Linked DNA regions of Homo sapiens: region 2 is linked to region 1. Evidence: chromatin loops called from intact Hi-C (ENCODE). Cell type or tissue: CD14-positive monocyte. All regions are shown on one strand. Links, peaks and the distances in the headings refer to the core of each region. The heading gives the core; the rest is flanking DNA. Region 1 overlaps LOC105376244 (a long non-coding RNA gene). Region 2 overlaps TLR4 (toll like receptor 4).

What was found. A loop is a pair of places that touch in the nucleus more often than their neighbours do. Peaks named below come from ENCODE experiments on the same cell type or tissue, not always from the same donor. Only the 100,000 strongest peaks of a DNase experiment are listed, where the experiment ranks them.
Region 2: it touches region 1 in a loop (3-fold over the local background); 6 of 110 quality-filtered maps call a loop at or near these places.

The regions. Positions count from the first base shown.
Region 1 is chr9:117,775,650-117,781,033 of GRCh38, forward strand. The region is part of intron 2 of LOC105376244 (a long non-coding RNA gene); the gene reads left to right. Among named protein-coding and RNA genes, the nearest start is that of TLR4, 74 kb to the left of the region's middle. In CD14-positive monocyte, for the core only: no CTCF peak of the experiment used is centred there; a DNase peak (open chromatin) is centred at 2,372.
Region 2 is chr9:117,723,164-117,728,547 of GRCh38, forward strand. TLR4 (toll like receptor 4) reads left to right here. Exons shown (of 3, transcript NM_138554.5): 3 at 1-1,572. Among named protein-coding and RNA genes, the nearest start is that of TLR4, 21 kb to the left of the region's middle. In CD14-positive monocyte, for the core only: no CTCF peak of the experiment used is centred there; DNase peaks (open chromatin) are centred at 1,298 and 2,498; H3K4me3 peaks cover 3,020 bases; H3K27ac peaks cover 3,591 bases.

The DNA.
Region 1 (5,384 bases), core at 293-5,292:
CCCTTGTTCTCCCAAAGTGAGATTTCCTTCCTTCCTCTTCCATTCAGCCCAGTCCTCTCTGTCTGCCTGTGGCTGGGCTGTGCCACAAGCTCAGTTCCCTGTGTCATGGGTAATAGTCACCCAGGGAAACTTGCCATCTGGCAAAAATGCCACCTTTTAGTCACAAGAGCTTTCCTATGCCCAGTACTTCTGTTGACTGTTGGGAGAGGATAATTTTCTATGTTTCTTTATTGGAATAGAAAATAGCCTGAAGACAGTGAAGGAAGATCATGATGCTCCCTCTGTGACTTAGTCACACTTTACCCCATATGTAGAATGCTTCCACATGCAAATCTCTCCCCTCCTTCAAAGCCCACTCCAAATGGTACCTCCTCCATGGAGCCTTCTTGAGTAACATAATGCTCTACCCATCTTCTGAAGTTTCATAGAAAATCTCTTCGAGCCAAAGTGGCCTGGATACATAACCTGCTTCAACACACACCAGCTGTACAGCTTAAGCCTTCAGTGTTTGCTGCAGTGATATCACCTGTACCACAGCTTCTTCTGCAGTGTGACCTTTTCACTTCCCCATGATGAACTGGAGTCTAATTTCTAAGTTAATCCATGCTTGCCTTATAAGTACCTTAACCAAATAGACTGTAATGGAAGTGGGATTGCATGACTTCAGATACTGTTAGAAGAACCCAGCTGCCACCAGAAAGCTAAGGCACATAGAGAGGCCTCTACGTAGGTAGGTGGCTCTTACAGGCAGTCTCAGCTGAGCCCAGACATCAACTCACCTCAGGTTCCAGACCTGTACATAAAGAAATCTCTTTTTGATTTCAGCCTCTGGACATTTGAGACCTTCCCACTGCCCCAGGTATCTTTGAGCATAAACAAGCTACTTCTGTGATACCTTATTCTAATTCCTGGCCCACAGACTCCATGAACACGATCAAATGGTTTTATACCACTACGATTGGGTGGTCTTTTATGCAGCAATACAAAAAATCTAGAGCAGTGTTTCAGTTCTTAAATGAACAAAATGGTATGATACTGTCAACCCTAGTGTGTAGTTGAAAATTAAATGAAATAATATATGAAGCACCTGGCAGTGCTTGACATTTAGAAAGCATTTAATGAATATTTTTTTTCATTTCCTTCCAACTACAGTAGCTACCTGTCCACACATCTTACGTTTTACTAAAATTTTTGCTCTCCTGTGGCAGGAGTTGAATCATATTTAAGTTGTAAGCCCTGTGTTACCATTGTGTATATATTATATGCTCATAAAATATTTACTGAGTAAAAAGATGAATAAATAACTATAATGGGCACTGGATTGGGAGCCAGAAACTTTAGTTACTAGCTGTGCATTCTTGGTAAGTTTTTTTCTGTTTAATAATTATTTTTTCTTATGTTAAAATTGAAAAGGTTTAGGCTGAAAGGGGAGATATGGTGGCAGATTGAAGAAGACCTAGCAACTGTTTTTAAATTCTTAAAGAATTGTTATGGGGAAGAAGAATGGATTTCTCTGTTTGACTCTCAAGTAGTACAGTCAGGAACCTGTGTGGAATACACAGGCACAAGACAAATAATTATCTAGAGTCAGATTGTTCAAAGATGGAAGAAATGCTTTGTGAGCTAGTGAATGCCCTGCCCCTAGAGGTGTTTCTCTGGGAAACTTGAGTGTAACCCTCCTACTCTGCTGTAGAGGATATGCAAGCATTGGAGGAGGCAAATTCCATCCCCTATGTTCCTAATTCTACCACTGGACGCCTTCTTTCAGCTCCAAAAATCTTCAAATTTGCAACAGATCTTCTGACTCTAGTCTTTCCTGTCATTGCTACGTCAGTGGGTCTGGAGTGGAATGGATAGGAAGCTGGCAAGTACAGCAACCTGGGAATAGCCCAGCTTGTTTATTTCAGTGATGCAGGGGAGGGCAAAAGAAGTGAGGCATTGTGGGGAGGAGTATTGATCAGGAACTAAAATTTAAGTGCACTTCCAAAGATGATTAGAGAGCCACTATTAATGCTCTGTAGGGGATCGCTAGGAGGGCACTACGTAGCAAGAACTGGAAAAACCTCTGGAACGTGTGGATGCAGAAACCCTAAGTGATGGGGGCTTCAGAGACTGAAAAGTAGGTTTGTAATTTTTCATAGGAGCATCTACATTTGTCAGGTAAGAATGGGTTACATTGCACCCTCAAATAACTTGCAAAGGTCTTCAGATTAACACCACAAAAGTTTAATTCTCATTCATGCCAAATCTACTCCCCTCTTCAGGGTCATAGCTCAGCTATCCAGGTGGCTTTGGTTTTGTGGCTCCACTTTCTCAACATGAAACTCCAATAGAGGAAGAAGGAAACATGTGACCTGGAGAGTTGAAGTGGGTATTGGAGACTGCTGCATCAGCAGGGAAATGCTTTATATCCTCAAATGACATGTGCTTCTCCTGACAGCTCATTGACCAGAATTAGCAACATGGCCCTTCCTAACTAGAAGGGACCAGAATGGATAGTCCTTCTATGTGTCCAGAAGGAGAGAAGGACCAGATATGTGTGATCATGTCTCCATTATGGGAGAAAAGAGAATTGAAAAAGAAAGAAGATCCACATAGTGTCTGAGGAGCTGAGACAAAAGAAAAGTAAGTCATCTCATTGAGTCTCAGTTTCTTCATCTCTCAAAGAAAGATGAACATACCCACTGCACTAAGGGTGTCATGAAGATTACATTAGAAAAATGCACATGATATCTTTAAATCTCTTTGCCAATAGCAAGACATTTTTAAAAATGAAATACTGTTTTATGATTGGTGGTTGTTTTACTATGAAACCATAAAATGCTAGATTTCATGGGGGTATACAAGACTTTCTCTGGTATAGCCTTCCCTTTGGTACGAAATTTTTTTTCCTATTTTTTTAAAGCAACCCTATTAGCTGAAGGTACAAGAATTTTCATTACAGAAGATCCTAAATGAGAGCAATGATCAGAATTAGCTGGAAAGCCACACACATGCACAACCTGATTCAGAAGGATCAGAGAAGGTTATTTGCCCCCTTGCAGATCTAGGGGGCCTGGGGCTTTTACATGAGCCCCAAAGGATGCACCAGATAGAAAATTGGCAGGATGACTGGAAATTTTCAAAATGCACAGGTCAGTTGCAAATAATCTGATGCTGTTTTTGGGAAACTGCAGGCTAAAAATAGCCATGGTTTTCCTGGATGAGGCATTAGTTTGATGTTGGCCTTTGTAACCTGTATGTTTTTGCCATCTCTGCTCAGTTCCAATCATTTTTACTTCCTTTCACTTTGTGTACCTATAAGATTCAGAGTTGTATTAGAAACATTCATACTTTCTTTCATTGATATATTTATTCACATATCATTTATTCACTCATTCATTTATCCATATATCCTTTGCTTTCTTTCCATGACTTCATCAAGTTTCTTATTTAGAGTATAAACATTTATTGATCACTTTGTTTTCTCTGGGCACTGTATTAGGCACCAGAGATTCTAAAGGTGGGGGGAAACAAACTAAACAACAACAACAGCAACAACAACAACAAATCCTCACAAAATAACATGTGCAATGTCGTGGGGGTGCAGACAAGCACTCATAATTACAACAAATAATGCAGAGTGCAGTAGGAGTTCAGAATTTCAACTAGCTTGAGAGTAGAGTGGTACAAGAAGGTTTCTTAGAGGAAGTGGCAGTTGAAGTAATTCCTGAAGGTATTGTTCAAGTGGGGAGGGTGGGAAGGGCATCCTAGGTAAAAGGAACAACATTTATGTTGTAATGAAGCCAAGTTGAAAAGAAAGCCACGTGCAGGCAAGCAAAGCATGTTTGCCAGATCTGCAGTTATTCTAGGAGGCTCTTGTTTAATGTGTGCCTGATATTGTGGATTTAATCACTACCTCACAAATTATTCTTCAAGATTCAACTTGATCATTTAAACACAGACTCTAACAGAGTTTCTGACTCACACTAGGCACTAGAAAAATCTTATTTCTGAACTCTTTGCTGTTGCGTTTTCCCCCTTACCAGTCCCACAGTGCCTTGCAGAAAGTAGCCATTCAATGAAGTTACCTCCAATTTAATCCTATCCCTCTCCGCCCAGTCCCAGTTTAACTTCCTTTTCCACCTACAAAGACCCTGAGGGCCAGAAAGAGGGCAGCCTCTTCCCAAGGCCTCCTTGTCTTTTTCTGCTTGAGGAAATAGCTTGTGGTGTCTCCTTGGCTGTCTGTTTCTCCGCCTCTGGGGAATCTCCTCTCATGTAAATCCTGCAATTAGAGGCTCTCACCCCCACCACCAGAGCTACATCTGCCTCCCTAGATAGGCACCCACTTGATTAGGAAGAGATAATCACAGGGGCTGCTTCAGCCTACAGCTTGGTGAAGACAGGAAGAAATTCTGATTAAATTTGTGGTTTCAAGAGAAGGGCTCCCCCTCTCTCATCACATACCAGCTTCCTGTCTGCCTATACATTTGGACTCAAGGCGCAAAATTTTGATTCGTCATTTATTTTTTCAAAAACCATAGAAATTAGGCAATAAATAGGAATATACCTCTTTGGTAGATGAAGAATGTGAGCTGTGAGAGATGAAGCATTTGACTTAGGTCATAATGTTGATTGCCTAGCAGAGACTTTGGATTCGATCACTGATTAGTTTTATATCCTCCATAAGAGAAAGCAAGAGAAAGTAAGCAAAGCATTTTTTTCCCTTGAGATGATCTAATTTTGACTTCTGTATGGGTGTGTGTTTGTACTTATATATATTATTAATTCAAATTATATATTCAACTTAACTTTTAGAAACATTAGAAATATGTGCAGAATGTAAGAAATGCATAAAGTAGAGGAAAGCCTAAGGAAGAAGCCAAAGTCATTCATTATATCCAGAGATACTTCCTGGTTGATATATGACGTGTGTATGTGTCTATATAAAATGTCTACATAATCAGAATTATAATACACATGTGCACATATAGTTATTTTCTAACTACATTTTGTATTGTAAACATTTCCCCAGGTCATTAAATATTCTTCTAAAACACAATTTGGTTTGACTCCTTTAATGTTTTGATCTATATCCTGGATTGTCTCCTTTCTGTTCAATTCAAGGGAGAAAAAAGCAAATAAAAAAATAATGGATTAAGAGGAAGAAGCTCTGTGTTCTAGCCCTAGTTCTGCCACTTTCTCCCTTGAGTCTCTGTTTGTCCATCTGTGAAATGGGATAATAGTTATCCTTTTACCAGTCACACAATCTTATTTGCAGACTCAGGTAAAATCACAGCGATGGGTTTGCCCAGGAACGTGGGATTGCCTGGTGCTGTCTTTATTATGTTGCTGAGGATTCTTATTGCTTTTTTCATCAGCCCAAACACAAGAGCCTCCCAGGA
Region 2 (5,384 bases), core at 122-5,121, 53 kb before region 1:
GAATTCTATTCTATGATTAGAGGTGTAACTTCATCATCCAGATTTTCCAGCATCCTTAACATGTGGTTTTAGCGTTCTAAACCTGATGATGCTATATCAAAACGGGAGACTCATTCGTCAAGTCATGATGTATCCATGTATTTATAATATTTCCCATGTTCCCTCATTTCTGAAAAGGATTAAGCTATCAACCCCATTGAGTTATAGGTGAAAGGCTGTGGAAACAAGACATTGATAGTGAAATGGCTCCACCACTAACAGGCTGTTGAACAAAGGCAAATCTCTTGATCTCTTTGCTCTTTGGTCTCTGTTTATCTATGAGATAACGTTATTTTTACGCTGTCTTCTGTGAAAGTTTTGAGAATGAAATGAGACAGAGCCTCCAATAAAATTTAGGGAAGTGCTACATAAATGCAAGGAGTTATTATGATAACAGATTGAAAACTCCTCCAAGGAGGAGTTTCTCTTTTGCCCCATGTTATAAACTCAAGAATATCTTCCATTTTGCCTACATATTCCAAAAGCTTTTAAATTAAGCTATATGTCATTCTTACAGGAGTCTCCTCTATTTCAGCAATGTGTATACTTGGTCAGTTTTAATTATCTTAAAGGAGAAGAATACAGTTTCTCTAAACTCAAGCACTTTTGTGGACTAATCCTTGCAATTATTCTTTCTTCTTTCCCATACTTGACATTTAAAGTGATATCTCCCAGGCTCCTACACTGTTAGTCACAGAGGTACCATTCGACCCCTTGTGCCTCTTACCATATGTGAATGCTTGTCAGTTGAGAGTAAACTTTCTTCATAAATTTCACAGTTGTGGATTGATAAAAACAGAGAACTCTGGTTCCTCATTCCTTCCTGCTTTCTTTCTTGAAATGCCATTCATGATGGTCCCTTATATCACTATAGGGCTGCTATCATCCTTCATCCTTATGCCACTGCAAATAGCAACCAACAGTGTCCTTAGTGCCAGCACTCCCAGGCATGCCCCTTTCCAAGCAGCAGGGTCAAGCCGCTCCCTTCCTGAGCTGTGGCATCTGTCTCTAAATCATGCTTCCTCCTTGCCTGCTGCAGGCCCTTGTCTCTGCCCTTTACTTTTTCTGGCTCTTGCCACGGTTTTGAATAAAACTCTTCCAAATATCTGAAGCTCAATTCTGTTGCCATTCTAAGCTCTCTAAATGTCACCACAATCTTCCTTCCTTTGCATTTTCTTATTGTGCACTAAGTTAGTTCTTGCTTAGTAAGTCTTGTCTTTCTCTCTGCTTTGACCTGTCAGTATTCCAACTTCCTTATTTTTTGATGTTCATTTTCTCCTTGCTCTCTTTCTTCCTTTCTTGTCTGTGAACTCCATTAACCGCTTCTGCATGTGACCATTAATGTGCCTGTCTTTCTTCTCATGTATTAGAGAGAACAAAAGCTTTGGGAATCAGACAGATCTGTGTTCTGATCCTGTCTTATGGTATCTGTCTTGTTTGTCTCGGCTTAAAATGGGGATAATATCTACCTCTCAGTTTTGTTGGCAGTTCAGTACACGGAAATAAAGTTCTCACTTTCTTTTTTCTCCTTGAGAGTGTTCTTTATTTTACTCATCTGGCCATCTAATATTTATGAAGAAGCTACTCTGTGGTTGAAAAGGCACATGAAGCTGCAGAAGTAAATGACCAAGAAGTGCCCTCAAAGTTACGGAGTTCAGATTCATTTTGGCAAGAGAGGCATGTCAATACACACACACACACACACACACACACACACACACACACACACACAATGTTATGCCAAAATGCAGGGTGGTGGGGAGTGGAGGGTTGTTCTTCCTAGAAGCAATCAGAGAAGGCTTTACAGAGGAGGGCCCATTTGAGCTGGAAATTGTAAAAGAACAGCTCTGCAGATGGATCTTTAAATTCTTAACCTAAAAGAAGAGCAAAAATGTAAATGATAAATCTGGGAAGTAATAAGTAGAAGACCATGTATAGCAGAGTTGAGGAAAGAAACAATATAGTATAAATACTGAATTACATGAAAGCTAATAGTTAATTGGCATCAGTTGACCCTGACAAAGACATTTATCTGGACTATGTCTCAATTTGCTTATCTGTCAGTTAAGGATGATATATTAAATGAGTGCTTATACAAACAAAGTGCTTAAAACAGTGCAAGGCACTTCACAGTCATCAAAAATGCTAATTTTTTGTGTGCTTTCATTATGAAATGGGGAGCATACAGCCCGACAGAAGCCTAGGTAATGTCTCAGCATTAAGCCCACTGGTTTGTGGTGCCTTGCATTTAGGAGGCCCAAGTCCTTATCCTGGTGTTGATACAAACTTCCTGTGTGACACTGGGAAGCTATAACTCAGTCTTGACATAATACAACTTGTTCTTCGGCTTCAAAAACTTTCCCAGAATTGGAGTGACCCTACCCTCCCTTTCAAGAAACAGACAAACATCCTAGAATGTTACAACATAAGGGTTGAAGAAGCTGTTGTTAAGTGATCATCTTGTTACCACAAAATTGTTAAACTGCATAACAGAGTTATGCAATTTCTTCTTCCCCTATTTTTTATTTTATTTTTCCATAAGGTATTGGTATTTCATTACATGAGTAAGTTCTTTAGTGGTGACTTGTGAAATTTTGGTGCACCCGTCACCCAAGCAATATACACTGCACCATATTTGTAGTCTGTTATCCCTCTCCCTCTTGCCACTCACAGCATTTGGGGTGTCTTCTGGGTCCTGCAGGAGCAGTCCACTTCCTTGAGAGGTTTTGTGGGTCCTCTTGGGAATGTTGGTTTGTTCTTGCAGTCAATTTGGAGCTAAAATTCACAATGCAAGCCTCTGGATGCTGCTCTGTCTGGAGCTGCAATCTAGTCCTGACTCCTCTCTGCCATGATCCCCTCCATACACCTTCTTCTCTTATTTTTATGCCAATGAGTGAAGGCCTCAACCTGGCCTTCCCTGCCTCTTAGTTAGCCTCCTGTTCTGCCTGATGTCACAAGGATAGTGAGAGGCATGGTCTGGATTTGAACCAGATCTACCTGTTCCCACTGCACCATGCTGACTTTGTATGAAGAAGCCACCAGGCTAGTGGTGGTGGTGGTGGTAGTAGCAGTAGTGAAATTCTATTGATAATACTACCTCTACCAATAATAATAAAAAAGGGGAGAGATGGAGGAAAAGGGGTGGAGAATCAAGTGAGGAATCAACTGGAGCAGTTCTACTTGATTCTGTTTTATGTTTTGGGTTTCTTGTTGACGGTTTAGCTTTTGTGATCTTAATTTTTGTTCTTTTTTGTTTGTTTTTGTCATTTCCAAAACTTCTGCTCAGCTTTCTATCCACTATAGGGATTCTTTCTACTACCACAAAACAATAACAATAAAGATCATAATAATGAAAAAATACAACATTCTTAAGTCCATTTATACCAAGTGAAACAGTCTTTTAGCAGTTTTCACGAACCAGGCACTACGTTAGGTGTTTTACGTGCATGATCCCATTTAATATTCCCAACCACTCTGTGAGGCAGGTGTCTTCATCGCCATTTGGCAGAGGAGGAAACTGAGGCTAAGGGAGTTTGAACCGATCCATCCAAACAACTTAGCTAGTAAATTACAGATAGTAAGATGGAAGATTAGAACCCATATGTGCCTAATTCCAAAAGCTGAGCTCTTCAATCCTACCCTGAAATATCTCCTAAGTATGATTGTTCAGATTATGCTAAAAAATCCAGTGACAGAGCTGATTATTTCCTCAAATGTCTCATTTATTGTTTGGCAGCTCTGATGACAGATATAAAGATGGAGATACATAAACTGACTACATCAGTCCGCCTATGCATGAGAGTTGGCCCATTATTTTCACCTGTGATATGGAATAAGAACCAAGAGTTTTTTTTTTACATGCATTTGGATATGATATAAAGGCTTGCTATTGGAGTTGGATCCTGCCCTTTTCTCACCAGGAGATTCTGGCTGGCTTGGAGCAGAAAGCCTTTGTTCTGGGGTAGCAACACCAATATTCTGCCTAGGAGAAGCCTCCTGCAGAGTCTTTCTCTTTTTTTCAGCTTTGTTTGACCCTCAGTAAGGTGCTACTTGAGCTTTCTGGGAGGTAGAAAATGTTAAATGGATGTACACAGATATCCCCTCCTTTGTAAGTTCCATGGGAAATGTTTTAAAATGGGTTCATTGCTGTCTCCCAGTACACTGGGGTAGTGGAATACAATGTGTTTTTACGAAATGGGTGATGGATGTCATATACTCAGCATGGTGCTTGACACATGCTGTGTGGTCTCAACATGTGGTCAGCTTCAGTAACTAGCTGATAAGCAAGTGTTAGGGCAGTAGAATGAATTTCTCATAGGCATGGAAACTAGAAAGGCAACGAAGAGGCTGGGCTCAGTGGCTCACACCTGTAATCCCAGCACTTTGGGAGGCCCAGCCGGAAAGATCATGAGGTCAGGAGTCCAAGACCAGCCTGGCCAATATGGTGAAACCCCATCTCTACTAAAAATAAAAAAAAAACTACCCAGGCGTGGTGGCGCATGCCTGTAGTTCCAGCTACTGAGGTGCCTGAGGCAGGAGAATCGCTTGAACCTGGGAGGCAGAGGTTGCAGTGAGCCAAGATTGCTCCACTGCACTCTGGCCTGGGCATGAGAGCATGACTGCATCTCAAAAAAAAAAAAAAAAAAAAATAGGCAACTGAGAATCCCTATACTGCCATAGCGTGGATGGTAGAACAGGCATTATCCAGAACACTGTCTATTAATTTAAAAATGTTGACTGAGCTCATCCTACCTGCCAGCCCCTGAAGAGGAATGCCAGAAAAATCCAAATAAAGTATGACCTCCATGCTCAGGAGGGTCAAGTCTAACTGTGCAGACAGGGAAGAGCAGTATCCTGGGTACATTTCTAAAAGTGTATGCAAAGTATATTGGGTCATCTGGCAGCCAACTGACAATAAGTTTGCATTTCTGGAGAGCTTCCTCCATGCACAACACTCTTCAAAGTGCTTAAGTGAATTAATTAATCTACTCCACTCTAAAGATAGGAAACTTAGGCACAGTGCAGCTAAGAACCCCACCTTAGAGCATTACAAATCCAGAGGTCACAGAAGCAGGATTTGAACTAACCTGAGACAGATTTGAGCTCTTACCATACTTCTATCTACTTCTAGGAAATACAATAAAATAAAACACAACTGGGAGGCCAGGCATGGTGGCTCACAGCTGTAATCCTAGCACTTTGGGAGGCTGAGGCGGGCAGACCACTTGAGGCCAGGAGTTCAAGACCAGCCTGGCCAACATGATGAAACCCCATCTCTACCAAAAATACAAAAATTAGCTGAGCGTCATGGTGCAAAGGTGGCTGAGGCACGAGAATCACCTGAA